Linked DNA regions of Homo sapiens: all the other regions are linked to region 3. The links are chromatin loops, found by intact Hi-C in ENCODE. Cell type or tissue: heart right ventricle. All regions are shown on one strand. Links, peaks and the distances in the headings refer to the core of each region. The heading gives the core; the rest is flanking DNA.

Region 1 (10,431 bases), core at 892-8,891, 450 kb before region 3:
CTACTCTCTGGCCCCAGCTGCAAATCGGCGTGCAGCTAGGCAGGTGGACAGCATCAGTTCCTCAGGTGAACCCTGAATTGGTGGGGCTTCCTGGCTGCGCTCCCTGCAGCCCAGCCCTTGGAGATGAGGGCCAGGGAGCAGGTGGGATTCCAGGGCCCCTTAGTGATGTTTCTTCCCAGCCATGGTTCACACCAGCTAGAAAAGAGAGCCAGCAGAAGGAGCTAGAGAATGGCATCTGAGGATATGCTAGTGAGGAGGAAAGCAGGCCTAACAGCCAAGGGAGGGTTGCTTCCTAGGACCAAGGATTGGGGCTGGTGTGTTGGAGATCTCCTTCAGCCCCAAGACTTCTGAATCACCTCAATTCTCTTTAACATCACCCTGTATTATAATTATTATTATGCCTAGCCAGTGCCTGACACATAGTGGATCCTCAATAAATACCAGTTGGATGAATGCGTGAATGAATGAATGAATGAATGAATGAATGAGGGTAGGTCATTCAGTCTTATCCACTCTGTTCCTCAGCTCCTTGCACAAGTCTGGCACTTGGTAGGCGTCCTGTGGCAGTGAACCTCCTTGGAGCGCCAGGATCACATATTCTGACTGGGCCCATCAGAGAGGAGGTGTCTGCTCAGGTGCGCAGTTTGGTTTTGCCCAAAGGGGCCTGGCTGTGATGTGCATGTCTATGGCCATATGGTAACCATAGTGGTTAATACGGCTGCCTTCACAGGCCCCTCCAGGGAAGCCCACTCCTCCAGCTCCTGTTTCATAAGATATAGCTTTAAAGCCTTTCCTTTGTCCCAGAGAAAGACATCTCTGGAGCACTGAGAAGCACAGTTAGCAGAGGGCACAGGGTGGGGTGCCTTAGCCAAAGGAAAAGGTCACGCGGGACAGCCCTGGGGCTTTTAATTTGCTTAACATCCCTTGGCTCCTGTCTCCTAATGGATCGGCAGGGCCTCCACTTTGCAGTCCTGGCACTCAGACCCATGAGTCACGGCAGGACAGGCCTCTTCCTCGGACACTGGCTGAGCTGGAGTCCTTGGCGGAGGTGTGGCTGTTTGCCCCCAGCCTCCCTCTGTTCATGGTGCTGAGTTAGGCTCTCCCAACAGAGTGCACTACAGCACAAAGCAAACTTCTACTCCGCGGACCCCAGGGAATAGCCCCAGAGGTCAAAGGGCCCCTCTGTGACCTCTAGTCCCCACCCTCCCTGCCAGGAAAGGGGAGGGACGCAGCACATGACTGCCTACCCCAACCTGGCTCCCAAGGGAATGGGCTCTGCTGGTTTGCAGCAGGACACCCAGTGAGGTTCAATAATAAGAGTCTGAAGCACTTATGAAAGTGCCTCTTTGTGCCGGGTGCTGTGAAAGTATTTAATGTATATAAATTCATTGACACCACACAATAATGTATGAGGTGGGTCCCATCATTAGTCCTGTCTTACAGTTGGGAAAGCTGAGGCACAGAGAAGTTAAGCAACTTTCTCAGTACAATACAGCTATGAATAGGACCAGATTCCAACCTAGGAAGAGCTCAAGAACCAGAGTTCCCAAACACCTTACCTAGACACAGTACACCACACATACACACAGGCACACACATACAAGTGTACACACACACACACAAGTGTACACAGACACACACAAGTGTACACACATACAGCCACACACATAAGTGTCCACACACCAACACAGGCACAAGCAGAAGTGTACACACACAAACACAGGCACACACAAGCATACACACATACACACAGGCACACACACATGCCCACAAATGCCCACACACAGGCACACACACACAAATGTCCACACACACAGGCACACACATGTGTACACACACACATGTCCACATGCACATACAGGAACACACACACAAATGCCCACACACACACACACAGGGGCGCACACACACACACCCAGGCACACACACACAGACACGTGTCCTCACACACAGGCACGCACACACACGTGTCCACACACACATACAGGAACATACAACACGTGTCCACACACATACAGGAACACACAACACGTGTCCACACACATATATAGGAACACACACACACGTGTCCACACACACATACAGGAACACACACAGATGTCCACACACACATACAGGAACGCTCACATACAGGAACACACGCACACGTGTCCGCACACACATACAGGAACACACACACATGTCCACACACACAGGAACACACACACGTGTCCACACACATATACACAGACACACATCTTGGAAGCCAGTATTTGTATATAAAAACTCATGAATCCAGTGCGTTCCACCTCTCTTATCTCATTTAATCCTCCTGTAAGTCCTCTGTGGCAATTTCATTTATGTCTGGTTTACAGATAAGGAAACTGAGTCTCAGAGAAATGAAAATAATTACCCAAGGTGGCCAGGGTAGAGGATACTGGATTCTGGGGACAGGGATCTAGCGTGGACTTCCCCAGGCAGGCCCTGCCCCAGGGGTCCACATTTCTCTCCCTCTCTATCCTCCTCTCTCCCTCTCTCATCAACCCACTCCTGCAGTCCTCCGGCTTTCCTATCCTGCATTCTGCCTCTCTGTGCTGGGAATTAAACCTCCACCAGCCTCCATCGCAGTCAGGACAGAGCTTTTTATTGTTTGTTTAAATTAAATGCAACCGAAAGTGACATCTTAACACCAGTGACCCAAATTGATATGGAGTCAGCCACTTGGAATTAAGTCCAATGCTCCATCCTTAATGAACCTCAGCCCCACCTGGACTCTCAAGTTCCATCACATCTTCCCGGTAGAAGATGTCAGCAGGTGTGCGTGGGAATCTCGAGCTGTGGGCTGGGGAAGGGGCCTCAGCATTATGGGACCAGAGAAAAGGGATGGACCCAGGAGGACCATTGCTCCCCAAACTGGGTCTCACTGACCATTTGTTTTGCAGGTTTGTAATAAACATTTCTTGCAAGAGAGTTTCATGGCTAAATATATTCAAGAAGTGCTACAAACTCAGCTGTTCTCCACTTAGAAGTTTATAGTTCACGTGAGCCTATGAAAGGTTATGAGAAGTCCTGCAGTTTTTTGTGTTTGGCTTGTCTATGTTCATTTTCCAGTTTTATTTTGTTGAAGTCCACACTTGTTTGGCCTCAGAACCCTCTTTCCATTAATATCTATTAACATCGTGTGAGCAAGAGCTCTGGGAATCACAGGGTGGAAAATGCCGCTCTGGCCCTGAACAAGCCTCCTGATCTCTTCCTCGATATCATAGCAGTAGAAATAGTAATAATAATAACAACAACTACTGCCAATTGATGCCATTTATTGAGAGCTTACTATGTGCCAAGTGCTATACTTTGCTTGTACTATTCATTGAATTCTTTCCAGAATCTTGTAGGTCATTTCTGTGTTTAGACCATGGAATAAACAAGAATAATGAGACACTTAGAAATGCAAGCCCTGGCCTAAGGGCATAGAGTCAATAAGAGGTGAAGCTGGCATTTGAACCCAGATGATCTCTTCTAACTAGTCCCTGCTTCCAGACCCAGCCTCCCCAGTTCATCCACCCTGCTGCCGTTGGAGAGACCTTTCTCCTGCACGGTTCTCACCATGTCTGTACCTCAACTCCTCTGCTCTCTGTTTTCACAGCACTCCCTATTGTTGAAGGTCCAAGCTCTTTAGTATGCCCCTTTGGCTGCATCCTAAGCCCCCTCTGGTTTTGTCCCTCCTTCCCCTGCTCTCACTCACCTCATGCTCTGGATCATTCTATGTCCCTCCAACACTAGGGGTTTTGTTGCGTCTCTGCCTTTGCTGGTGCTGTTCTTCCTGTCTGATAGCCATCTCCCCTTCTCCAACCAACAATTCCCATTCATACATTAAGGCCAAGGTTGATAGTCACATCTGTTGGGAAGCCTTTCTTTCGCCTCCCTCAGAGTCAGGCGTAACTCACCTTTCCGATCACAGGCCAGCACCTATAACATTGTTTTATGGATCTGTGGGAATGTGACCAACATAAGGGTAGGGAACACAGCTGATTCATCTCTTTATTGACTGTGTCTGGCAGGTGGTAGGTGCTTAAGAAAGTGACTGTTGGATAAATGCAAGGAAGGAAGTTGGTTATGAGAATTACTGGGTGGGTGGATGAATGGATGGGTGGATGGATGTGAGAATGATTGTATGGATGGATATGGGAATCATTGGATGAATGGATGGATGGATGGGTGAGTGGGCAGATGAGTAATGGTAGGTGGGTGGGTGGGTTGACAGAAGGATTAGAGAAAGGATTGTTGGGTGGATAAGGGCATGGATGGAGGCATGGATAGATGAACCGAGGTTAGAAAGCATCAGCAAGATTTTTACTTTTTCCTGTATCGCTGCACTTGCTAAGTGTGAGACACATGGACCAACAGATATTAGTCATAGTTAGAACGTGCCAACAGATGTAGTCAAGTGTACCGGCTTAATGCATGGGCTCCAGAGTTGGCCTGCCTAGGCTCAAATCCCAGCTTCAGCACTCAAAAAAAAAATGACGGTTGGAAGGGAGGAAGGAAGGAAGAAAGGAAGAAAGGAAGGAAGGAAAGAGGGAAGGGGGTAGGTAGGGAGGGAGTTGCGAAGAAGGGAAGGAAGAAAGGAAGGAAGGAAGGGAGGAAAGAGGAAGGGAGGGGAGGGAGGGGAGGGAGAAGAAGGAGGGAGGGAGGGAGGAAGGAAGGAAAGAAAGGAGGAACTTCTGTAAGAACTTGTGCAAATTATTTAACGTTCCTGTGTTTCCATTTCCTCATCTGTAAAATGGGACTGGGTCTAAGAGTACCAACCTCATCAAGCTGTGTTGATTTATTAAGACAATGCTTCAAATGACATAAGCACCCAATAAACATTAGCTGTAACAACTCTTACTGAAAGCCAAGGCAGCCATACGATGCTGTAATTATCCCACACTGTGGCTCCTTCTTTTTGTCCTTAGCTTCCTGCATTCTTAAGTGGAGAGAGGTGGATAAAGACTCCCAGGGTCAAGATCTCAAGGGACTCAGATGTTGGCCATGACTCCAAATCAAAGAAAAAAGCCAATGGGAACAGAACCTGTGATTTGTTTTTCCTCTGTGGCATTTTCCAGCATTAGTCAGTCCATTCCTGGCTCTGGACTCTTGTCTCCACGATTGTCAAGACGGGGCTGGGATCTTCTGAGGTCACCCTTGGAGCGGCCTCTTTCCTCCTTTCCTGGACAAGCTGCAATATCACACATTGACAACAGGTGGCGCCATCGAATACATGATTTGTTCCGTTTTTACAACCTTTCAAGTTCAAGGGCCTATCTATATTCCGTAAAACCGAATCAGCTTCCTGTTTTACGAGTTCTTTAGGCTTTATTATATTTGCAGTGAGGCAGGCTATTACAAAACACAAATCCTTAAGCTCCTTAATTAGCCACAATTGTAGGATGGGTCCATAATACTATAGATGAGACCCAAAGCAAGACTGTCGGCTCCCTGCACTCTTGGAGGGGCATTTTGTCCCTCCTGCATAACGCAGCAATGCTCTCTTCGGTCGGTTCACGCATGTGTCTTGCCTCCCCAGGTAATAGTCCATGCTTTGGGAAGTCTGGGCCCATTTCACTTTGTTCCTTATTATCTTCCACACCTCCCCTCTCTGGCCTGGGTCACGTGGTTCTGGAGGAACCCGGAGCAAAGAAGGAAGGTCCGGCTAACCAGGCTCGTCACTCAGTTGGGAATGAAGAGGTATTTGTTACAAAAGGCCTCTGATTAATTACAAACGCCATCCGGCGAAGCCTGACAATTTCCTCAGCCTATTTTCCCTCTTGAGTTTCTAGGCCCTGAAACATTGTAGAAAATCCCCATTTGATTTATAAGATAGGGAAGTGATTTCATTTCTCTGGGCTTCACAGTTTTCATTTGTAAGAGGCAAAGGCTGGGCTGGCTTTCCGAGGCCCCTGAAAACCTATGGCTTGTCTGGGCACAAATCCACCTCCGCTTTCCTTCTCTTCATCTCTTCCTTCCTGTGCCACTATGGAAGCGATTACTCTGCACCTGGCACTGAGCTAGGACTTGGGAGACTGGCTTTCTGGAGGAGGTGAGACCTAAAGCTCTGAAGGATGCCCAAGTTAGCCAGGGAAAGAAAAGCTTTGGGGGCAGAGCTGCATGTGCAATGCCTTACAAAAGCATGCAGCAGAGATTGCCTTCCAGGAGAGAGCAGGTGGTCCAGGAAGGCTGGAACTAGGTGGTGTAGGGGGAGGAGGCTGTGAGGTTAAGCAGGATTATTGTAAACCACACAGGGCTGATGAAGGACAGTGCAGGAACAATGAAAACTGCATTGAACAAATGAGTGAGATGCACATGCCAGTTTGAGATTTGGTGACTCTCGACATTAGATCCTTCTGTACCGACCAGTTCCTTCTCAGCCCCAGAAGATGCTTCGTCATCCTTGGAGCCCTGACATCTCCACCAAGGTGCTCTTTTTCTTCCTCCTTTCTCTCTGTACTACTGATTGAAGACGAAGCAATCCCATACCCCTGCCGGTCACCTAACACTATCTCCCCTCCCTGACTTCCTTGTGTTGACTTCCACCCATGCTCAGCCTCCTGTCCTGCTCTCCATTGACCCTGGCAAGAGGATGATCCTACAAGGAGGCAATTGATGAATCAGACTGGAATGTTTCCCTGGAATGAAAGGCTATTGGGAGGCACATAGGGAAAATCACTTACCTTTCAAAGCTATCTTTTCCTGAAAAGAGTGCTAATGGACTGCTAGCACTGGGAACATAGAGGCATTGTTCATGCTTTTAATGACTTCAAAGGAAGGTGCCTAGGCACTGGGGGCATGGCAGCTGAGAGGCATAGGCTCAGCCCAATCCCTAACAGCATTACACCAGGGTCCCTAAACAAGTGGTTCTAGTGGATCACTGCTACTGCTGAGGGTTCGAATAACACACATGTTTATTGGGCTTCTCTGGACCAGGCACTGAGCTGGGTACAAGGGACACAGAAGCAAAAGGACATGGTTTGTGCCCTGAGGAGCACACAGTTGGCAAGTGTTGGTACAGAATCAAGACCACCTGAGTGCCAACATCTCAGGGCAGACAGCCTGTCTCTGCTCACCAGATCTCGTTGCCAGCAGAGCTGTACCCACTGCCTGATCCACTTACTTTCTGCTTCCCAGATGCCTCTCTCAGGCTCCTTCCCTCCTGCTGTGTCCCCAGACCTCACCTCACTCAGGCCTCCACATAAAGGAAGGACAGTTGAGCCTCCCCAGAACTGACATCTGCTCAATTCCTTGGACCTCATTTTCTGTACAAAGCACCACCCTCAACTATCCACATCCAGGTTACCTGGGTATACCCAGGGTTACAAGCTGATCAGGTTAGCCCCCTTAAAATCCTTCACTGGCTCCTCAGGGCCTGTACACTAAAGCCAGCATTCCTGGAATGGTTTACAAGGGTCTTCAGCTCTATCCTGGGTTCACTTCTGCAGCTTTGTTCACATGTTCAGTTCTCAGAGTTCACGAAGCTCTCTCTCTTGATTGCAGACCTTTCTACATGCTGCCCCCTCTGCTGAGATAGCCATCCAAGCTCCCCTCCCTCTCCCATCTCCCCTACCCTGTCCCATGCACCCCACACACATCCTTTAAGCTGGCTAATTTCTGCTCCTGCTCCAGAGCTCAGCTTTCTTTGTCATAGTTCAGGAAGCCTACATTGGATGCCTTCTCTTGGCCTTTTCAGCCTCTGTGCTTGCACCAGGGGATTAAGACTATAGTGGTCAGATGGGCAAAGTACAGGGTGGGTGTATTAGTCCATTTTGTGTTTCTATAAAGGAATACCTGAGACTGGTAATTGATAAAGAAAGAGGTTTATTTGGCTCATGGTTTTGGGGGCTGTACAAGCATGGCACCAGCATATGCTCAGCTTCTGGTGAGGCTTCAGGAAGCTCTTACTCCTGGTGGAAGGTAGAGGGGGAGCAGGAGTGCCACATGGCAAGAGAGGGAGCAAGAGAAAGAGGAGGAGGTGTCAGGCTCTTCTTAACAATCAGATCTCACAGTAACCTCAAGAGGTAGACCTCACTCACTACTTCAGGGAGGGCACCAAACACCTCCTATTAGGCCCCACTTCCAACACTGAAGATCAATTCCAACAAGAGATTTGGAAGTGACAAATATCCAAAATATATCAGGGAAGAAGAAAGGAGAAGGGAAAGAGGGAGAGAGGAAAGAAGAAAGAAAGAAAGAAAGAAAGAAAGAAAGAAAGAAAGAAAGAAAGAAAGAAAGAAAGAAAGAGAGAAAGAGAGAGAGAGAGAGGGAGGGAGGGAGGGAGAAAGGGAGGGAGAGAGAAAGGGAGGGAGAAAGGAGGGAGATAGGGACTGGGGAGGAAGAGAGAAAGGGAAAGAAGGAAAGAAGGAAGGAAGGGAAGAAAGAAAGAGAGAAAGAAAGAGAGAGAGAGAAAGAAAGGAAAGAAAGAAAGAAAGAAAGAAAGGAGGGAGGGAGGGAAGAAGGAAGGAAGAAAGGAAGGAAAGAAAGAGGGAGAGAAGGAGGGAGGAAGGAAGAAAGGAAGGGAGGAAGGAAGGAAACAAGGAGGAAAGGAAGGAAGGAAGAAGGGAGGGAGGGAAAAGAGGACAGGCAGGAGCAGAAGTCTAAATGTACAGCAAGGCTCAGCACCAGAAATCAGAACAAAGTCAAGGAACCATTGAAAGGTTGCCATGGCCAGAAAAGAAGCTCAGCTTCTTCTGAGAATGGCACCTTTCTTAGCTACAGCCTTGACCGGACAGGAGCAAAGTTGCTGGTCCTCACTCCAAGAGGTCTTAACTCACGAACGCCTCCTGGGACCTTCCTTTAAAGGAAGAAATGGTGTTTGGTGGCACATTGGGTTTTGGAGGGCAGAAGGCTGGAGCCCACATACCTGCAGGCAGCTCCCAGGGAGTGGGGTTCAGGGGTCTGTAAAGAGATGGATGCTGAGGGGCCCGTGCACTCCTTTAGCTGGTACCGTCCTCCCTGGCAGGACCAGCTCTCCATCCCAGGGAGGCCAAGGGAGTCCCCGGTGCCCAGGGACCCACAGTCTTCCTGGCTCCTACTTCCACGTCCAGCACTTACTCGCCAAGATAATTAAATTCCACCTCCCTCCAGCTGCCCCCTTGCAATGTCAGGAGGGACACACGCCTCTCCTTGAGAGCCGCTCCTTGCCTCTGTTCCATAAGCCCCGTATTTCACACCCCGAGTGGCTGCATTTCAGCGGTGGGTGAAGTGGTTTTACTTTTATCGTGCACGCAGGCATATAAATATGTACGAGCAGCTCAGAAGAACTTTAGGGTCTCTCTGGAAGGAAGGCTCAGTATGAGTGTGAGGGAGCATGGTAATTAGTTCATCCAGGGCATGGGCTCTGCTGGGTACGAAGGTGCCTCTCCTGGCCTGGCAGCATCCCTGGCCCCATCTCCTGAGAATGATGTCTACCCTGATACACTCCTGAGAACAGGGTGAGGCCTTGGCAAACTTTCCATAACAAAGCTTAAAAACAAAACAAAAGCAAACAAAAGCACCCTGATCTGGGTTCCCACCTTAACTCAGCCACTTCCTGGCTCTGTGACCTTGGATGAGGTCCTTGCCCTCGCTGGGCCTTCGTATCTCTATCTACAAAGTGGAGTTAAATGTGCCTTCCCTGGAAGCCTCCCAGGTTTTTTTTCCTTAAGGAAGAAATATGACGAAGAATTTGTATATTACTCTGAGAACAGTAATATACAACTGGAAAAGGCCTATCATTATTCCTCCCCAGTCATTCATTTGGAGCAGGTGAGAGACAGTACAAGGCCGCATCTAGTAATGCAAACAATGGCTGCTCCAGGCATTGCAGGTTTCCTCACCTGTCTTAGAAAGGAGGACAGGAAATAGCATTCATTGACCTCCAGCTCCAGGGCTGGGTGCTTTACATAGATAATCACATTTGAACATGACAGTAAGGCAGTGCAAGGCATGTTATTACTGTTTACTGATGAGGAAAACTGAAGTTCAGAAAGGGTAAGGAATTAGTGCCAGGCCACAAGGCTATGGAGTGGTCCAGCCCAGGTTTGACGGCAGGTGAGGGTGACACTTCTCTAGCTGGCCTATAGAGTTGCTGTCTCAGGTGCCTGCTTTCCACAAGGGATGGTCTGTGTGCTCCAGTCAGAGGATGTGCCGTACTGTGCTGAGTCCCCCAGAGCAGCCCCACAGTGACGCTGGCTGAAGAGCAAACACATGGTCTGGAAGAAAGCTCATTAGGCCAATGCCCCCTCTGAAAGCTGCATCCCAGCAACCCAGGTCCAGCTTTCATCAGGATTAGGTTGTTGGGTTGGAACAGATAGAGGATGGTTTCCATCTGCCAGGTCCCCAGAGTCAGAGAGAGAGAGAGAGAGAGAGAGAGAGGAACCAAGGGCTTTGGTGAGTATGTGCCTGGGAAAAAGATGGATTTTAGGGCAATTACAGGTCTCT
Region 2 (10,431 bases), core at 1,596-9,595, 930 kb before region 3:
TTAACCAGAGATCCAGCTTCTGATGTCCTCTCTCATTCCTTCATTTCTTGGGCATCTCCACCTCCTTTCCCTGCCCTCATCCCCATTCTCAGAATCCGCCTTTTAGTCCCCATGGGATACAGGCACTTCATGTCCATACCTGTCTGGGTAATGGCGGTGCCCATTAGAGGTTGCTAACAGTTCAACCACTTGTTCTGGGGATGCAAAGACAAAGATGTCTTCTCATTTCTGCAGGGTATAAATGAGGACACCTATAGCCCAGGAACTGCTGGCTGCATTCTTGGGATCAGGTGGGTGGCCAGCTTTAGGGAAATGCCCACACTTCAAAAGGCAGAGAACAAAAACAGAAAGAAAGCCGTTTCTTGCTGGCATTGCTGAGCTGCTGCTGGACCAATCCTTGCCAGACTGGACCTAAAGCTGGGCTTCACGGTTCTGTGAGCCAGTGGAGTCTCTTCATGGTTTCAGTCTGATTGAGTCGGGTTGTCTGTTACTAGTAATGGAAAGCATCCTGAGAAAGCATCTGGTGGGTGTTCTCATCCCCATTCATGCATGAGGGACCCAAGGAGAGAGCGATTGTGTGATTTGTGCAAGGTCACAGACCCAGGAAGAGGCTGAGCCAGAGTTTGAACCCAGATCTATCTGACTCTGAAGTCTTCTTTCTGCTGCACGAGCCCTCCCTGCTCAATGTGTTGAGCTCTGCACATAAAGCTATAAAGGGTGTTGAGTGGGGCTGAACCAGGCCCGTGCCTGGCTCTAGGCCATCCATGACCATGGCTATGACCTGGCCAGGCAGGATGCTCTGTGGGATGCACTTTCCACCAGGCTGAGTACAGGTACAGCAGTGGTGTAGTGGGTAGGGCCTCAGTTTCCCCTTTTATACCATAGGAGTTGGACTAATCAACATCTAAACCTTCTGAAATCTTGGGCTTTGAAGGGGAGGGTGGGGTTACGTAGGGCCTGGAGGGCCTTTGAGGGTGTCCAGGTGCCTCCCTCGGACACCTGAACTAGAACCTCAGGCTGACCTCACCTGAGCTAGAGGTGAACCACTCTAATTCAGGGAATTCTCCCGGGGCCTCTGGGCTGCTTAATACTCGGCCATTTCTTGAAACAGCTTTATCAAGATGTAATTGACACACAATAAATGGCAGATATTTAAAGTCTACCATGTGACAGTTTCTTTTTCTTTCTCTTTTTTTTTTTTTTTGAGACAGAGTCTTGCTCAGTCACTCAGGCTGGAGTGCAGTGGTGCGATCTTGGCTCATTGCAACCTCTGCCTCCAGAGTTCAAGTGATTCTTCTGCCTCAGCCTCTCGAGTAGCTGGGACTACAGGCACGCACCACTGCATCCAGCTAATTTTCTGTATTTTTAGTAGAGATGGGGTTTCACCATGTTGGCCAGGCTGGTTTTGAAATCCTGACCTCAAGTGATCCACTCACCTTGGCCTCCCAAAGTGTTGGGATTACGGGCTTGAGCCACTGTGCCTGGCCCATGTGATAGTTTTGATATATGCGTACATTATCGAAACCATACCCAAAATCAAGGTAAGGAATGTATTCATCATCCTCAAAAGCTTCCCTGTGTACCTGTGTAACCCTGCCTTCTCCCAGCTTCCCCCCACCCCCACTCCCTGCAACCACTGACCTGCTTTCTGTCACTACAGATTAGTTTGCATTTTCTAGAGTTTTATATAAATGGAATCATACCGTATGGATTCATTTTGGTCTGGCTTCTTTCTTCAGCACAATTATCTTGAAATTCATCCACGTTGCCATGTGTATTCCTAGTTCCTTCCTTTTTGTTGCTAAATAGTGTTCTGCTGTGTGGACGTACCACAGTTTGGCCATTCACCTGCTGATGGACGTTTGGGTTATTTCCAGTTTTTGGTTACTTCCAATCAAGCTTTGAGGAACACACGTGCACAAGTGTTTGTGTGGACACATGCTTTCTTTTCTCTTGGGTAAACATCTAGGAACCGAATGGGTGAATTATGTGGTAGGTGTAAGTTTAACTTTTTCAGAAATCACCAAACTTTTCCTTTGTTTTTCTTTTCTTTTCTTTTTTTTTGAGACGGAGTCTCGCTCTGTCACCCAGGCTGAAGTGCAGTCACACGATCTCGGCTCACTGCAACCTCCGCCTCCCGGGTTCAAGTGATTCTCCTGCCTCAGCCTCCCGAGTAACTGGGATTACAGGTACACACCACGATGCCTGGCTAATTTTTGCATTTTTAGTAGAGAGAGGGATTCACCATGTTGGCCAGGCTGGTCTCGAACCTGGCCTCAAGTGACCTGCCCGCCTCGGCCTCCCAAAGTGCTGGGATTACAGGCGTGAGCCACTGCGCCCAGCCTCACCACACTCTTCTGAAGTGGTTGTACCATTTTTCATTCCCAGAAGAAGAGTCCTGTTTCCGTGCCAACACTTGGCATCTCACTGTGTTTGTGACTGGCATTTCTCTAATGACTAATGAGGTTGAGCATCTTTTCATGTGCTTACTTGCCATCCACATATTCTCCTTGGCGCAGCATCTGTTAAACCTTTTGCCTGTTACAGATGGAATGTCAGGCTATTTTTAGGTTCCAGCAGATGGTGCTGCAGGATCTAAGACTTCCTTCCGCGTTGATGCTGCCATTTCTCTCCCTATGGCAACAACCTTTCCACATTGCTCTTGCCACACCCCCTACCCCCAGTGGATCAGTCAGATCTACAGAAGGTTGATCTCAGTGCCTTCTGAAGATCCCTCCTAGCCTTCCATTCCAGGGCGCTATAACCTCAGCTCCCATTCTGGCCCTGACTCTCACTGTGTGATGCTGAGCAAGTTGTGTCACCCCTCTCTGAGCCTTAGCTGCTATTTGTAATACAGAGATATTGGATTGGGCCATGACTTAGGACCTTCCCAGCTTCGCCACTTACCAGCTGTGTGACCTTGGGCAAGTTACTTAACCTCTCTGTGCTTCAGTGCCCTCATTTGGACATGGGGATGATAACATGGTAGCAGCTGGCACATAGGGTTGCTGTGAAGACCTGATGAAATGATACAGGTGGAGCCCTTAGAACAGAGCCGGCACATAGTATATACTCAGTAAAACCTCGGCTCTTCTTGGACAGTCTAAGATCTATCTCTCAACTGCTCAACTACCCACCTTTGTACAAGCTGCAGTTTGTTCCGTTTTGAACTTTTGCACGGGCTTTCCTTCCTCAAATTGCTCACTCTCATACTTTCAGTCTGTCCATAATTTTCTTTGCTTTAAATGTACTGTAATGTTTGCCTCCTCCATGCAGCCAGTCATGATAAACTCCAAACCCTTGTCAAACCCTTCCTGCACATGGGCCAGACTTCATTTTCTGGGCATTGATTTGCCTTTGTCTCTTTGTGGCTTTGTTTTAATGCTGTTTTCATCTTGGTGTCACTCTTCCTTCTGAGACTGAAGCCTCCAAAAGCAGAAGCTTGGCTTCCCCCATTTGACCTGGGGATCCCTGAAGGCAGAGGCTGGGTCTCTTCCATCAGACTGGAGGCTCTTGAAGGGAAGGGGCCAGGCCAGCGTATCGCATCAAAGATTGGCCCAGAGGCTTGCAAACCCTGCTCCTGACAGCATGTGCAGAGCTTGTGCTGTACCATCACCCTGGACCCCAGGGGAGACCTGGCCAGAACCACACCCACACCCTGGCTCCGCCCCTCTCTGCAGGCCAGCTTTTGGCCAGAGTGGGTCAGCCCAGGGCTCCCAAGGCTCCCAGAGGAGCCTGGGCCATGGCTGGGAGTGGAGGCGGCTTTGACAGAGGGCCATGGAGCCAGCTATTAAATGTTTTCTGATGCCAGGAACAAATCTGTGTATTGACCTGAGGCCAGAAGAATGATGTCACTCTGAAAGAGCAATGGCTCCCCGGAGAGTGTCTAAATGGGTCAATGCATCTCTGTAAAGGCGGCTAAGTGGGTGGCCTGGGTTGCAGGGATGGGTTGAGCCAGAACCCCAGGGACCCAGCTCAGCTCACCATGGGCTGGGCAGTGCCAGGCAGGCAGCGCCTGGGCCCCTACTTCTTTGGACAGAAAAGTCTCACACCCACAGACAGCGGGAGTAGACTAAAATGGACAGCCTTGGAATCCCGTGACTGAGGCCAGATGTGGATTCACATTCCAGGGACAACCTTGGGACAGTCAGATTGGGAGCATTGTTACTGGAAAGCACATTGGAGATAGTTCCAGGCTGCTTTGCTACTTACCAGCATTGTGGCTTTGGACAAATTGCTAAACCTCTCAGAGCTTGTTTCCACATCTGTAAAGTGGGGATAACTCCAGTGTCTACTTTAAAGCGTGGATATGAGGAGCAATACATGTTAGCTATTAATACCATTATTGTGCAGCATTCTTATTTTACAGACGAGGAGACCAAGATTCAGAGAGGTGCAGTGACCTGCCCAAAGTTGCCCAGCAAGCTAGTGCTAAGACAGGCTGTGCTCCCAGATCTCCCGGTTCTAAGTCCATGGAGATGAGAGTTGGGACTCTGCTGAGAGATGGCTGAATGTAGCAGGAGAGCACAGCCACCGGGCCTGGGTGCAAATCCTGGCTCTGCCAAGCTGTGTGACTTTGGAAAAATAACTGGAAATCCCCCAAATTCGATTTTCTTGATATAAAAATGGGGTTCTTGATGGCAAAACCGCAAAGTTACAAGAGTAAAAAGGAAATAGACCCAAAGAACCTGGTCGTGCTGGGGATATGGGTGGGTGGGTTAGGCTGGAGCTGAGGCAAGGAAGGCAAAGGAAGGAGGCCACACAGGCAGAATGCCCACACTGGCCACAGGCAGGAAGCCAAGTTCGAAGGCCAGGAACTCATGGGAAGGGCTCCCTTCTGCCCTGGGGTTCTCGGAAATGCTGGTTCTTCAGCCCAGAACACTTTCCTTCCCTCTTCACCTAGTTAATGTTTTGCTCTTCCTTCAGCTCTCAGCTCAAGCACCACCTCCTTCAGGAAGCCCTCCCTGACTTCCCCATCCAGGTCAAGTCCCCTTATCGTGGGCTCATCCAGTGGTCTTTACTTCCTAATAGGAAATCAGCTTTATAATTCAATAGCATTGATGAGTCATCATTGTATATTTATTTTTGTGATTCTTTGATTAATATCTGGCACCACTACTGGGCTGCAAGTTGGGTGAGGACAGGGGTGGCGTCTGCCTCTCTCTTTCCATAAAGAAGGCTCTCAGCCTCTGTAAACTCACCCAAGGAAGAGGGAACACACTCATGAATGAGCTTGTTGCCTAAAGTGTAGTGGAGAAGCGATTTTACGTGGCACATGAATACAATTTTTGAAGGTATATACTTAGTGTTTATTGGTAGCAGGACAAAATGCGACCAGCACATCATACTTGGGATTTTGCAGACATTATTGCCCAGGATGAGGCTAGCTAAAACAAGTGAGTTGATTTAAAGAAAAATATACCGAGTAAATAATAGTTCAGGCCAGGTGTGGTGGCTCGTGCCTGTAATCCCAGCAGTTTGGGAGTCCGAGGCAGGCAGATAACTTGAGGTCAGAAGTTTGAGACCAGCCTGACCAACATGGTGAAACCCCCATCTCTACTAAAAACACTAAAATTAGCCAGGCGTGGTGACATGAGCCTGTAATCCCAGCTACTCGGGAGGGTGAGGCAGAGAATCGCTTGAATCCAGGGGGTGGAGGTTACAGTGAGACAAGATCGCGCCACTGCACTCCAGCCTGGGTGACAGGGTGAGACTTTGTCTCAAAATAATAATAATAATAATAATAATAATAATAATAATAATAATAGTTCAGGTGGTTTTGTGTGCTGTCGTGACAACAAAATGAAGATGGCACGGGAGGGCCTGAGGTTTTTGGGGTGCAAGGCCCAGCCCTGTCCAAAGAGCTCTTGGGCGGAGGGCTGCAGGGCTGCGGAAGGACGCGAGGTGGCGCCAGCGTCCCACCAGACGCAGGTGTGGGCCGGATCGCGCCTTCCGGTACCCTGGATGCCTGCGCCCCTCAGGACATCCCTCCAGGGACCTTGGGGTGAGCTCTTGAGGAGAGGGAGCTACACTGCTTCGCTGGAGGTGGCCCAGGAGCAGGAACAGAAGCCTTACCAGAGCTTGGGAGTGGAGGTGGGCACCTGCCCAGCCTCTTCTCCAGCCACAGCAGATATGCCTGGTCGCTCTTCCACAGGGGCTGAAAGATGGAGCCTGGACACAGAGACCCCCTGCCCTGCAGTGAGTGGGGACCCTCAGGGGAAAGCCAGCTAGACCAAGCCAGAAGGTGTAGTGGGTTCTGGTTGGATACACGTGAGTTCAAAGCCTGGTTCTGCCATTAAACAGCTGTGTGACCTTGGGCAAGTTGCTTAACTTTTCTGTGCCTCACATCCCTCACTTGCACATCAGGAAAAAGAATACACATCTCATCAAACGGTGGGTGGGTCAGGTGAATTGATACGAGCTTGGAACCGAGCCTGATGCAGAGAGCATTCCCTAACGTCAGGATACGCAGTGAATTTTGTCGAATGAATGGTGAAGGAGAGATGGTGGAGGGAGCACAGGTGGTGCCTCTGGGTTCTGTCCAGATGGCAGTGTGTCCCCAGGATACACGTGCCAGAGTCATGCCAGGGATCAGGGCAGGATCCCATCTGGATGGCACACATTGGCACACACCTATTGGTGCCCACGTGATGCCATTTATCCATCTGTGCAAACCAGGAACCACACACTGAGGGCTGGGGCACTCACGTGGCCTCAGAGGGTGGGGGTTTAGGGGATCAACTCAGGAGCCAGACTCCCGGGGCTCTGATCTTACCAGCCAGGTGACCTTGAGTGAGTCCTTCCAGTCCCGTGGGCTTTAGTTTGTCCACTTTTAAGATGGGGGCCGTGCCACTGACCTTGTGGGGATGCTGTGATGACTAAAGGTTGTGTCAGGCACACAGTACATTCCCATCAGATATAAACTTCCTTCATCCTTTACTATACCCCCTGCCCCAGGGGGCTTCCTTAAAGAGTGAGGACAGTGGGGACAGAGCCATGAGGCAGCCATGGGAAGTGGGTGCCTGGTCCTGGGCAGACTCCTAGTGAGGAGATGGGGAGGGGCACAGGAGTCCTGTTATGCCCGAGCTCAGGGACACCCCAGCAGCCCAGTACCTCTTCCCCCAGGAAAGCCCATTCATCGTCGGCTAAAGGAGGCAGGGATGTGTGGCCATGACCATGGCGTTTTATGAGTTTATAAACTGCTGAGGACACGGCTGCTCTGAGCTCCAGGCTGTTAATGGACCATCAATTCATGCTCCAGCTGGTTTTATGGGGTGCTGGGCAGGCAGGTGTTGGCCCCTGACTGCCCCTGCCTGAGGCCCCAGGCTTGTCTCTGGCGGCTTTTGGAAGCCAGCGGTGCTACTCATGGCAGAGCTCTGCCTGGCTGCCATGCCCCTGAGCCAGTGGGAGGAGAAAGACAAGTTCTCAGCCTCAGTTGACTCAACTCTAAAATGGGAATAGGCTGGGTGTGGTGGCTCACACCTGTAATCCCAACACTTTGGGAGGCTGAGGTGAGCAGATTGCTTGAACCCAGGAGTTTGAGACCAGCCTGGGCAACATGGAAAAACCCCAACTCTACAAAAATTACAAAACTTAGCCAGGTGTGGTGGCATGTGCCTGTAGCCCCAGCTACTCGGGAGGCTGAGGTGGGAGGATCACTTGAGCCCAGGAGGTGGAGGTTTCAGTGAGCTGATACTGCACCACTGCACTCCAGCCTGGGCAACAGAGTGAGACCCTGTCTCAGAAAAAATAAAAATAAAAATAAAAATAAAAATAAAATAAAATAAAATACAATGGGAATAATCATGCCCACCTCTCGGAGGGGCCAGGAAGCTGAAATAAAGTCACATCCAGTCCATCAGGGAGTCCTGGTTGGTGCCTGATATGGTTTGGCTGTGTCCCCACCCAAATCTCATCTTGAATTGTAGTTCCCATAATCCTCACTTGTCATGGGAGGGGCCTGGTAGGAGGTAAATGAATCATGGGGGCGGTTACCCCATGCCGTTCTCGTGGTAGTGAGTGAGTTCTCACGAGATCTGATGGTTTTATAAAGGGCCTTTCCCCCTTTACTCAGCACTTCTCCTTCCTGTTGCCATGTAAGGAAGGATGTGTTTGCTTCTTCTTCTGCCATGATTGTAAGTTTTCTGAGGCCTCCCCAGCCCTGCGGAACTGTGAGTTAATTAAACTTCTTTCCTTTATAAATTACCCAGTCTCGGGCAGTCCTTCATAGCAGCCTGAGAACGGACTAATACAGGGCCCTACCTTCAGAATACATCCTGGCTCTGATCTCTTCTACCCGCCTCCACTGGGCCACCCTGCTCTGAGTTATCATCCTCTCACACCTGGACTCTAGGCAGCCTCCTCACTGCTCCCATCCCTGCCCCCTACAAGTCTCCACGCAGCAGCCAGAGGAAGTTATTTAAAATTTTTTTTTTTTTTGAGATGGAGTCTCGCTCTGTCACCCAGGCTGGAGTGCAGTGGCATGATCTCTGCTCACTGCAAGCTCCACCTCCCAGGTTCATGCCTCCTGCTTCAGCCTCCTGAGTAGCTGGGGCTACAGGCGCCCACCACCACGCCCGGCTAATTTTTTTGTATTTTTAGTAGAGACGGGGTTTCACCGTGTTAACTAGGATGGTCGCGATCTCCTGACTTTGTGATCCGCCTGCCTCAGCCTCCCAAAGTGCTGGGATTACAGGCATGAGCCACCGCGCCCGGGCTTTTTAAATTTTTTTTTGGAGATAGGGTCTCACTCTGCGGCCCAGGCTAGAGTAAAGTGATGTGATCATGGCTGATTGACCTCCCTGAGCTCAGGTGATCCTCCCACCTCACCCTCCTGAGTAGCTGGGACCACAGGTGCACACCACTACACCTGGCTAATTTTGTATTTTTTTTGTAAAGACAGGGTCTCGCTATGTTGTCCAGGTTGGTCTTGAACTCCTGAGCTCTAGCAATTTGCCCACCTCGGCCTCCCACAGTGCTGGGATTACAGGCGTGAGCCACTGTGCCAGCTTCAGAGAGAGCATTGAAAAATATGAGTCAGATCCTGTTGTCCCTCTGCTCAGCACTCTGCAGCAAGCCCCAGAGTAAAGCCAGAGTTTTTCTGGGCCTCGTCTCCTGCTACTTCCACTTTGTTCCAGCCCCTCTGGCCTTCTCGCTGTTCTGGAACGGGACAGCCTCTTCCTGCCCCAGGGTCTTTCCACAGGCTAAACCTTCCTCACATGCCTGCTTGGCTCATCCCCTTACCTCCTTTAGGTCTTTGCTCAAAATCATCTCTCAGTGGGGTCCACTCTGAGCACCTGATGAAAACTGAGATTCTCTCAGCAGGATCAATCCCTTTTCCCCATGCAGTTTGTCTTTTTCTATTGCCCTTACCACCTATTACATAATTTACTTATTTATTATGATTTAATTTTCTTTCTTTCCCTGAGAGAAAAATCAGCTCTGCACAGTCATGGAGCTTTGTGTTTGTCACTACTATCTCCCAAGTGCCCAGAAAAACACCTGGCATATAGTAGGTGCTCAATAAATGTTTGCTGACGGCACATATGGAAAGGTCCCAGAGTTCTGCCTGGGACATCTAGGCATTTGAGATGTGGTAGCAGCTGTCATTACAAATCCTGAGAGGTTCTGTTTTTGTTTTTGTTTTGATGGAGTCTCACTCTGTCTCCCAGCCCGGACTGCAGTGGCATGATCTGAGCTCACTGCAGCCTCTGCCTCCCAGGCTCAAGTGATTCTCCCACCTCCTGAGTAGCTGGGATGACAGGCCTGTGGCAGCATGCCCTACTGATTTTTGTATTTTTAGTAGAGACGGGGTTTCACCATGTTGGCCAGGCTGGTCTCAAACTCCTGGCCTCAAGTTGTCCATGATGAAAGGTTCCTGTGTATTTCAAATGGCCTGTGCAGGTGACCATCTGGCAAAGCCATCAGTGATAAAGAAAAGCCAGGCCACGGCAGAGGCCCTAGCCAGGCCCATATCCCAAGGGCTGTTGACTGACAGCTCAACCCTTCTCCAGAGGCTGGAAGTGGTTCAGAGCTGGGAACAGAGAGAAAAGCAAGGTCCAGAGAATGGGGGAGTCCCCTCTGTGGGTGAGAACATCATGCTCAGCCCACTCGCCATGGAGCTGGAGGGCAGGACACCTGCGTCCATGAAGGCCTAAGAGCAGCCCCACTGTTCAGTCCATACCAGACTCTGCCCTGGATACTGGTACCCTGGGATGAGCGTGCAGAGAAGGTCTTGGAGGAGCTTTGGAAGGGCTTCCTGTGTTCAGTCATCTATCTGTTATTCGGAGCACAGAAAGGCTAAATGACTTGTCCACCTTTATGTGCCTAGGAATTAAAGGGGTCTGCCTGGGTCTAGGCCTGTCTGATTCCAAAGGTTGTTCTCATCTTGTTTGTGTAGGTGCGGGAACCAGCACAGTGTATGGCCCCAGG
Region 3 (10,431 bases), core at 977-8,976:
ATCCCTGGACCCTCCACACCACCAGGGCCACTATGGTGGGTTCTGAGGTTGATACAGAGCCTGCGAGGTTGATGCGGGTGCAGTTCCAAGCCCTGGCTCTGCTGCTGGGATGGGTGGGGGTATCTGAGGGGTATCTAAGGCCTCAGTGAATCTGGATGAGGGCCAAGCTGATGCCAGTCCCACAGCTGGTCACGGACCAGGTGGATGATTCAAGACCTGGCCGCATGTAATCCAGGTGGAAGGTGATGGGGGTGAATCCTGCCCACCACATACCATGTAGCAGGTCCTGAGAACACAGCTGCCTGCTTGGGCCACCTCTGAAAGATACCACTGGGTACGGGTGGGGAGACCAGGTAAGGCAAGCCCCTTCTCAGGGGCCTCCTTGGCCACAGCCAAACTGGACACCCAGAGAGTAGGTTCACTGGGAGAGCGTGACCACCAAATTCACCTGCCCAGGTGGTGCCTCAGCCTCCCAGCCAGCCAACCTGCCTCCCCTCCTGTCTACCAGCCAGAGGGAACCCAGTGCTTGGCCACCTCTAACATGCCTCTCTACTCCCTGACACACTGAGACAAGTTGGAGCCCTCGCAAACAGCTCTGTCTGCCCCCGGGTCACGCCCAGTGCCACTTCCTCTTCCAGCTGTCCAGCAAAATGGCTTCCTCTCCGGGTTCCCCCACCAAATCAAGCATTCTCCTGCCTCTGGGCCTTTGCGTATACTGTTCCCTCTACCAAGAACACCATTCCCCCAACTCTCCACTTGCCTGGCTTCTTAAGATCTCAGCCCCAGGATCCCCCTCCTCAGGGAGGCCTTTGCAGCACAGCTTGCCCCACACTTGGGCAGTGAGGCTCTCACACAACACTCTTTCCTTTCCGTCGGAGCCCTCGGCATCATGTACAGTCTTATACTTCTGCTTGTTTACTAACCGATTCCCTCTCCCTCTATAGACTGTAAGCTCCATGAGAGCAGGCGGCCTGTCCATTTTGCTCACCACTGTGTCCATGGCATATAGTACGTGCTCAGTAAGCGTTTGGTACACACATGTTTGCAAGGCAGGAAAGCTGGTAGAACATCTCAGCCTTCAGACCCCATGTCCTCCACTCTACCTGGACAAGCCAAAGCCCCCTCACATCTGCAGAGAGCTCAGCCTGGGAGGCAGGGTACTGGGTGCAGGTTCAGCTCAGTCAGGGGGCTCTGGACAGTCTGCTCCCATCCAGAAAATGAGGGCGTGGGGTTCAATGGTCCCAGTGGCTCTTTTGGTCCTGACTAACAGGCTCCAACCCCAGACTAGAAGCCAATGGGTGGACCCCAAACCCCATGTTTTGGGGTAAACTGTGCCTCCTCATCTGTATGTTGAGGTCCCAGCCCCCAGTACCTCAGAATATGACCTCCTTGGGAAGTAAGGTCATTGCAGATGTAATTAGTTAAGATGAGTTCATACTGGAGAGGGACAGGTCCCTAATCCAATATGACTTGTGTCCTCATAAAAAAGTGAAATTTGCACACAGACACACAGCCAGGGAAAACACCATGCAGAGGCTGGAGTTCTGCTGCCACAGGCAAGGAAACACCTGAAGCAGCTGGGAGTAAGGCCCTTCCCTAGTGCCTTCTGAGGGCACATGACCCATCCAAACACGGACCCCAGGCTTCCAGCCTCTAGGATATGCGACGCTACATGTCTGCCATTTGTGGTCCTTGTCAGGGCAGCCTCACCTCCTTCCAACCCAGGTGCCCAAACTGGTGAATCGAGCAGTAAGAGGGAATGGGCCAAAGCCAACCCAAGCTGGGGACCAGAGCGCCAGGGTGGCACAGGCCGGGCTCACAGTGTTCCGTGGGAGCCGGTTGGGAGTGGTCGCTCTAGAACTCCCCATGAGTCTCCGCAGATCTGAGCCCATATTTACATTCACATGCACGCTCTGTCTGACGGTGAGAAGGGTTTTTTCCCTCCCTCTTCCCCCTTTAATTAAAAACTATAAATGCCTTATCAAAAGCTAATTAAAAATACCAACACAGTGCCAAGTGGCAAAAAAAAAAAAATTAGCTCAGTACAAATATCCGTTTATAACCCTGTAACAGGCTGTGATGACGCGGCAATCACAGCCTGGCTGGCGGAAAAGGCAGGGGAGAAGAGACGCTGCGGGCCCTTCAGGCTCCTCTGCCCCTTCCAGGGGACTGGGGGCTGGCTACACTCTCTACTCAGCCCCCTTCATCAAATCGGGGCTGAACAAGCCCAGAGGATGGGGACCACAGCACTCCACATGGCTGGGGAGAAGGTGCGTCTGGTCTCCAGTCAGCATCATCTCAGTAAAGCAAAGGAAATTCTCAAGGGGTGCATGAGAATTAAGATAACACACACGCATTAAGCACTTTACCCCTGCCCTGGAGCACAGCAGTCCAAACACGGTTAGCCCTGCCCTCCTGCCCTCCTGACATCGTAACCTGTGCTAGGGATGGCTCAATAAAACAACCCAGATGGAAATACTTGACTCCACTGAGCCCTTGGCCTGGCCCTGTGCTTTGCCCTCATGGAGTTGTCTAACCCTCCAGGACCCATGAGTGGTGGGCACTGCCCTTATTCTCATGAAGAGTCCCAGGCACCAAAGAAGGGAGGCCACGCAACAAGGGATACAGCTGTCATCGGGCAAAGCCTGAACGGGAAGCCAGGTCTCTCCAACCTGCGAGTACCTCTCTTATCCACTACAGTCTCCTGTCAACAGGTTCCACTGCCCACATGGTAGTGAGCACCCTATTCCAGCAGGTATTCACATATGGGGGACCACCCATTGAACCCCAGCGGGGCTCACGGATCTCCAAATGCCCTCAGCACTGAGATTTCCCAATTCATTCCTGCCCAGCCTCCTGTATCCTCTCTTGGTAGAGAATCTGGCACCCAGCTGGCATCCAGGACTGCCCCCCTTCCCCCATTCCCCCCAGTCCTCACCGCTGGTCCGAGGGTAAGCAGCAAGGGTCCCATCCTGCAGGCCAGCGAGCAGGTGGAAGGGGCTGTGTCGCAGGCAGAGCACAGGCTGCAGACCTGGGCTCCTGCAGCTCACCAGGCACTGGGTGCCAGTGTCCACACTGCTGTAGAGGAGGATGCTGCGGGGAGAGGTTGGAGAAGCGGTCATGACACACTGAGCACTCCCACCCACTCACTGCCCCCATGCCCTCCTAGGGAGAGGGCCCCAGGGAGCTGACCCCTCTCAGCCACGCCTTTCGGCTGTGTGGCCAGGCCATAGCTCCACCATGCGGGAGCTCACTTTTCCATGGTTTTCTGGGACGGTACCCTCCCTGACACCTCTGTCACGAAGAGGACTCAGGGAGGCAAAAGAGCCAGCCATTCTGCCTGGGAGGAGCCAGGCAACTGCACTGCAGGCCGCTCCCGACACTTTGGCTCCCACACTGGGCAGCTCTGGTGCCCACCTTCCTGGAGACCAGGGGCAGAGAATGTTGGTGGGCAACAGGCAGATCCGGAAGGCTACAGGGACAGCCCCCACCCACTGCCCAGCCCTGCAGAGGCTGCTCTCACCCCTCCTTCCGGGCCCCTCACCTGCCATCCTGGAGCCCGAGGCAGATGGTTGGATGCACCGTGGCCGAGGGGTCAGCAACTGTCGGGCTCTCGTCTCTGCTCTCCGCCTCCTCCTCCAGCTCCGGGATATACTCCATGCAGAGCACAGGGGCTGCCAGTGGGAAGGACTTGACGGTGCGGGGCGAGGGCCGGTTCAAGGAAAAGATTTCCACCTGGCCCCCTGCGCCTTCCTGTCCGCCCCCGACCTGGGAGCAGAGACCCAGAGAGGCCATCAGGTGGGAACCACAGGAGGGAGCAGAGGAGGACCTCAGCCCCTGCTTTCCCAAGGACCCCATCCCCTGAGAGAAGCATCCCTTCTCCTGCCCACACACATCCTGCCTTCACAAAGGTCATTTATCCCCAGCTGCCATGGCAACAAATAAGCTTCAGGGCCCACAGGAAATCAGGTAAGGAGCTAAGGTGGACTAAATACTCAGTCAGCTTTCTATTTCCTCCTCTGCAGGGTGCATTTCAACCAATATAAAGTAAACATCTACTCCATCCCTTTAAAATGCCCTTCTCTGTGTTGACCATTGTTTTACCTCTGTGTCTAGCATATGATAGATACATACTCAATATATTCTTGTTGGATGGATGGATGGATAGATGGATGGATGGATGGATGGATGGATGGATGGATGGATGGACAGATGATAGACAGATAGATGGAAGGATGTATCGGTGAATGAATGGATGGGTGGGTGGGTGGATGGATGGACAGATAAATAAATGGATGGATTAAATATATATTCTTGTTGGATGGATAAATGGATAGGTAGGTGGGTGGGTGGATGGATAGATGGATAGGTGGGTGGATAGATGGATGGATGATGGATGGATGGATATACCATGTGCTAGATCATGGGAAATGATGAGGAACAAATCACTCTCAGAAGGGAAGCAGCAATGACAGGGCACAATTTGCAGCACAAGGAACATAGTGGAGGGTACCTCACTTGAATCAAGGGAGGCTTTGCCAGGAAGCCCAAGGATAGAAAGGTGGGCTGGAATGTCTGCATGAGTAGGGCACTAGCCAGCCCTGCCTCCTGACTCCAGGGGTGAAGATCCTGAGACCCAGGTCCTCTGCACAGCTCCCCCTTTCACTTCCTTCTCAGCCCTGTCACCATTTGCAAAAGGCACACTCTCTTTTTAGCTCCCTGGTTTTCTGTTGCCCCAGATGAGGTTGCACCTCCCAACTCCAAATGCAGTGCCTGGCACCAGAGGTGCCCAGGAAGACCTTGGTGGATGAAGCTGCATGAGATGAGGCAGGCAGCTGCTGTCTCCAGCACCCCCTCCCAGGTGCCGCTCTCCCTACTCCTGTCCTGAGGCCAGAATGCCCAGCTGGGCAGGGGGGTGACTCACCCAGAGGTAGCCCTGTGGAAGGGAGGTGCTGACTGCTGAGAAACCCAGCAGGGGACAGTTGACAGGACTGTGGACCAGGGCCCCAAGCTGCAGAGACAGAGACGGTACATGTGAGGTTAATCATCAAGGTGCCCAGATGCCAATATTTGGCAGATTCCTGGGCCCCATCCAACTCTCCCTGGATTAGAATCCCTGTGGGTGGGGGCCAGGAAAGCAACATGCTTCACGAGTGCCTGCTTCTCCAGGCAGTTCCTACACGCTCACATTTGTTCTTCCTTTCCTAGAACCTTCCGGCTAGAAGAGGCCTGCAAGAGGCTCTGTATCAGCCCAGGGTCTCTGAAAGTGAGCAGCTTTCAGATAAGATTTCTTGAAAGCCACCCACCCCTCCTTATTTTACAAACAGGGAAATGAGGGTCACAGAGGGCAGGTGACTACCCTAGACCACAGAGGAGGTGAGTGGCAGGGCTGGGCGGCTTGTGAGGGCCACGCACAGAAACCAGGGCTCAGCCTGTCACCGCTGTCACCAGTAACCACCTTCCGCCTGCTCCCCCCTGAATCAGCTGCCACAGACCCCATGTTGGGTGGCCTCTCTCTGAGGCCTGTCTCCTGAGCTAGACCTGGTCAGTCCCTCTCTCTGGCCAGGACAGCAATTCTAGGAAATGGCCTGGCCCACTCATGGGCCACACTGAAGGAGAAGACAGAGTAGAGACTGCTCTTGGCTGGAAGGAGGATGCAGCCGACCACTGGGCCCTTTTCCAGGCAGCTGCTGCCCTCTGCTGGTGCTAAAGGCCCCAGCCGTCCCTGGACCCATTGTTAGAATATTCTAACAAAATTTCTAATGGCCATGGGCGAGGGCCCTAAGAGGTCACCTCATCCAGCCTCCTCATTGCGCAGATGCCAACTTGAAGGTCAGAGGGAGGCGTGCCTGGCTCAATGTCACACAGCATGTTAGTGGCAGAGTGAGGGCTAGAATTCAAACCTTCAACATCTGGTTCAGGGCTCTTTCTATTCTGGTTGAATTTTACCCCAGAAGCCTGGCTGCACACCAGAGGCCTTGGCACTCTGGGGCCCCAGTTCTGCCTGCTGAAAAAGTGTGTCCTCACATTCAGAGCAGGGGGCTTCGCTAAGCCCGGCCTCTGGGCTCCCTGTCTTCTCTGCTTCCTGGTGGCAGCATCTAGTTGAGGGTGCATGCCCTTTCTGCTGGGCTGATGCTCTCTCTGCTCCCTTGGTGGAGACGAGGCCACGGCAGCCCCTGCTGAGGCATTTCCATGGCAACTCCAGTGGGCCCTGATGTCAGCTGAGTCAACAGAGCCGGGTCGAAGATGGTGGAAAATACTCAAATGGCTCCTCTCCTTCACAGGCAAGGCCCTAGCCCCTAAATGTCTTGCCTGTGCCAGGAAACTGGGAAGTCAAGGCACCCTATGCAGAAGAGAGGAGGGGAGCACGAAGCTGTGAAGGGAAGCAGCTTTAGGTACAGCCAACACGGCTCCAGCCCCAGCTCAGTGGTTACCATCTGGATGGTACTGAACAAATCAGGTCCTCACCTACAGAGCAGAGACCCTGAAATCTCTCAGGATGGCCGTGGGGACTGGAGAGGGAAAGTGTAAAGCACCCGGCCCAGGGCCAGGTACCCAGTACCCTGCAGCTACTAAGGCTTACCAAGGGCCTCTCATGGGATATTCTAGCACTTCACACACCTTAGCTCATTTCATCATCAGAGCAAGGCTATGAGGGCAGAGCCATCAAGGATGAGCAGGAGACAGGGTACACGGCCAACAGCAGTTCTGGCTGAGGTTGGTGAAGGTCAAGACACAGCCCAATGAGCTTGTGAGCTTTGGCCTAAGCAAGCCTGGCCACAGACCCCCTGTGGGTCTGGGCTACACCCCTTAGGCTCCCAAGGTGCTCGAGTTTTAAAGCATCTCAGAGCAGGCAGCACCCCCAGCCCCATCCCCAAGGCCCTGTCCCCAGGTGGGCTCTGAGACTGACCATCAGGGAAATGGGTTTGCGCTGAACCCTCCCTGCCCTCCTGCCACCCCTCCAGAGACAGCATTCCCCCTTGGATGGAGCCAGGGGTCCAAGAAGAACCTTCGACACCGTAGTAGTCAGGCGTTCAGAAATGCCACAGAATAGACTCCGGTGTCCTCACCTTCCTGGGGACCAGGGTGTCCTCAGGTGTTTGCTTCTGTTTCTTGACCCCTGAGCGCACCCCATGCAACTGGCTAAGCACTTGACCCAAATCATATCCTTTAATCCTCAAGGTGACCCAGTCAGGAAGGTGCTGTGACCACCCTAGTTTAAGATACCATGAGCTGAGGCAGCATTCCTGATGTCACACTGTTGGGACTCAATCCAAGGCAGGTGGCCCCTGCTGATGCTCCTTCACACTCCCAACTGATTCCCTTGAGTCAGAAGGCCTTGGTGTGGCCCAGCGTGGGCAGGGGCCACTGTCAGCACAGACAAGAGACCTACTCCTGCCTCCTGCCCCAACACCCCTGATCCCTTGAAGGAAAGAACCCAACACATCCTCATCCACTGGTACAGAGTGCCGACCCTGTCTACACTGTGGCCAGCAACTCCCTCTGCCCAGCCCAAGCCCTCCCTAGACAAATAGTCTGGGCCACTGCTCGCCATGAGGCCAGCCAGAGCTGGAGTCACCCCCTGCCCCAGGACCACCTGGAAACGTGGTGAGCTGGAAGGGGGCCTGGGCAGAGGTTCACACAGTCACATCTGCTTCTGCAGTAATTGGACAGGGCCTTGGTACTCCCAGGCCCTATTTCATCAGGCTGCCAGCACACAGCTGATGGGGCACATTTGTCTGGACTGGTGGTGGGGTGGGGTAGGGTGTGGGCAGAGGGGGACAGCGATTTGAGGCCTAGCTAGTGCAGCCAGGCAGGCTCTGCTCTGGCTTCTGGGAGCTCCACAGGCCCCTTACCACAGAGAGTCACTCGCCTCCCTCCACTAGCCCTGGCGCTCCTAAGGAGACAGTGAGCCGGGGCCAGCAGGACTGAGGATGCTTCTGGCCTACATATTCCTGGGCCCTGAGAGCTCGCACTGAGGAGGTTCGTGGGCCCTGGTTCCCCAGGTTCGAGGTGGCAGAGGCTCCCCACCTGGATGGGGGTTTCTTTTGGGGAGGCCTTGGAGGCAGTGGCCAGTTCTGTGACTCCACCACTGGGGTCTGATCTGTCAGGGCTCAGCCTGCATCCTGTGCTCTCAAGAGACCCAAGGCCCTGGGGGAGACAGGAGAATCCAACGCCCACCATAAAGTCACCCAGGGCCAGCCTTCTGCAGGGATGCGCTAAGGCCAAGCTGGCCGCAGGCACAGTGGGCCCTGATACTCCCTACTCCATGGTCGCTGCCTCCAGCCCAAGGCCCCAGGGCCCACAGGTAACCCCCCATCTGGCATACGCCATCTATCACCAGTTAAGCCTGTCCCACCCCAACACATCCCCAATGTGTCCACCTCCCTTGCCGACGGCCTCCACCAGGGCCAGGACTAGGGTGATAGACTGGGGCACCTAGCTTGGGTACAAAATTTAAAAGGGCACCAAAAACTCAGTCACAAAAATGTATATATATAGAGAGAGAGTAAGGCAACTTTAAAAAAATCAATATTAATGCAAAAAATCCACACTGAATAGTTATTTAAAAGTTTAAATACAGACAAAACTTCACCCTACACTTGCACGACCCTGGCTCACTTGCCTCACCCTAATCCTGGCCCTTTATGTATCAAGAGACAAAAAGAGCGGCCAAACCACAAGGAAAAATTTGCTGATTTGATTATATTTACGCACTGCATTAAAATAGTATTTATCTTAATTATTGAGATTTTTGACATCGGCTGAAATTTTGTGCCTGAGGCAAAGGCGCCTTACTCCAGTCACAGCCCTGGCCTCCGCCCACATCAAGTCTTGCCACGTCTCAGCAGGACCCTGAGCTGAGCTCTGAGCTGCTCCCTCCAGGTCCATTTTTTTTTTTTTTTTTTTTTTTGAGACAGGGTCTTACTCTGTCACCCAGGCTGGAATGCAGTGGCATGATTTCGGCTCACTGCAACCTCCGCTTCCCGGGTTCAAGTGTTTTTTCCACCTCAGCCTCTCCAGTAGCTAGGACTACAGGTGTGCACCATCAAGCTCAGCTAATTTTTGTATTTTTGGTAGAGACAGGGTTTCACCATGTTGGCCAGGCTGGTCTCAAACTCCTGACCTCAAGTGATCCACCTGCCTTGGCCTCCCAAAATCCTGGGATTACAGACGTGAGCTACCTCACCCAGCCGACATCCAGTCCTTTTGTATTATTTACTTATTTATTTGAGACAGGGTCTCACTCTGTCCCCTAGGCTGGAGTGCAGTGGTACAATCACAGCTCACTGCAGCCTCAACCTCCTGGGCTCAAGCGATCCTCCCACCTCAGCCTCCCAAGTAGCTGGGACTATAGGCTCATGGCACACCTGGCTAATTTTTTTTTATTTTTATTTTGTAGAGATGGGGATCTTACTATGTTGCCCAGGCTGGTCTCGAACTCCTGGACTCAAGTGACCCTCCCACCTCAGCCTCCCAAAGTGCTGGGATTACAGGCATGAGCCACCACGCTCAGTCCCGGTATCCATTCTTATCTGCAATTCACTCTCACACACCAGCCAGAAGGATCCAAAAAATGCGAACTATATATCAAATTGTGCTAGTCCCTAGCTTGGGAAACATCTGTTTCCAAGGCTTTTTACTGCTCTGAGAACAAAATCCAAAGCTGACCCAGCCTGCAAGGCTGGCGTGGTCCAGCTCACCCACCAGCGAACCTCGGGGCCCGCCCTCTCTCCTCCTGCCTCGCCTGGCTTCCCCCACTGTTTCTGCTGCACCCTCTGTGTGGGTTTGTCTACTGGGAATATTGTTCCCATCCCTGGGCTGAATCCTTCTCGCCATTCAGTTCTCAGTTTAAATGCCACCTCCTCCAAGAGGCCATCTCTGAACCTCAGCCCACCCACGTATCTACTGTGGCCCCGATGTCTTTATTACACACCTCACTCTTTTCTATTTCCTTTGGCTTGCTGGGGTTTTGCCTCTCTCTCTCCCTGCTAGGATTCAAAGCTACATAAGGGTTGGGACCTTCTATGTCTTAGTCACCACTGTATTCCCAGGGTCTAGCACACAACAGGTGCTCAGAAAATTGCATGCAGAATGGACAAGTGAACAAATGAACTCATATCTCAAGGATTTGTTCTTTCAGCTGTTTAGATCCCCAGTCTACAGCCCAATCGGCGCATCTCTTGGGGCTCACCAATCTGGGCCTGGGTCCCCAACTGGTGCTCCTATCCCTGGAGCTGAGATGACCTCATCTCCCTGGGAAAGGGGAGGCAGTAATTGCTCTAGATGGAGGGCGAGCTAGGACAGGGTATAAGGGCAGGTAACCCGTGAAGGCTGAACATCCTCATGGTTAAGACCCTGGGTGTTGTGATCAGGCAGGGCAAGGTTCAAATTCTTACTAGCTATGTCCTTTTTGGAAAATCATAGCAC

The links. A loop is a pair of places that touch in the nucleus more often than their neighbours do. Peaks named below come from ENCODE experiments on the same cell type or tissue, not always from the same donor. Only the 100,000 strongest peaks of a DNase experiment are listed, where the experiment ranks them.
Region 1: a loop joins it to region 3, with 3 times the contacts of the local background. A loop is called at or near these places in 49 of 110 quality-filtered maps.
Region 2: it touches region 3 in a loop (5-fold over the local background); 41 of 110 quality-filtered maps call a loop at or near these places.

What each region holds. Positions count from the first base shown.
Region 1 is chr1:18,095,461-18,105,891 of GRCh38, reverse strand. No RefSeq gene overlaps it. Among named protein-coding and RNA genes, the nearest start is that of IGSF21, 7.1 kb to the left of the region's middle. RefSeq lists an enhancer at 6,446-6,968. In heart right ventricle, for the core only: CTCF peaks have their summits at 5,015 and 5,219 (motif pointing right); a DNase peak (open chromatin) is centred at 5,191; H3K27me3 peaks cover 5,244 bases.
Region 2 is chr1:18,577,089-18,587,519 of GRCh38, reverse strand. No RefSeq gene overlaps it. Among named protein-coding and RNA genes, the nearest start is that of PAX7, 49 kb to the left of the region's middle. In heart right ventricle, for the core only: a CTCF peak has its summit at 5,897 (motif pointing right); DNase peaks (open chromatin) are centred at 3,619 and 3,979; H3K27me3 peaks cover 2,559 bases.
Region 3 is chr1:17,649,216-17,659,646 of GRCh38, reverse strand. ARHGEF10L (Rho guanine nucleotide exchange factor 10 like) reads right to left here. Exons shown (of 29, transcript NM_018125.4): 23 at 4,925-5,011; 24 at 3,545-3,768; 25 at 2,939-3,093. Among named protein-coding and RNA genes, the nearest start is that of LINC02810, 63 kb to the left of the region's middle. In heart right ventricle, for the core only: a CTCF peak has its summit at 5,712 (motif pointing left); a DNase peak (open chromatin) is centred at 5,721; H3K27ac peaks cover 1,879 bases.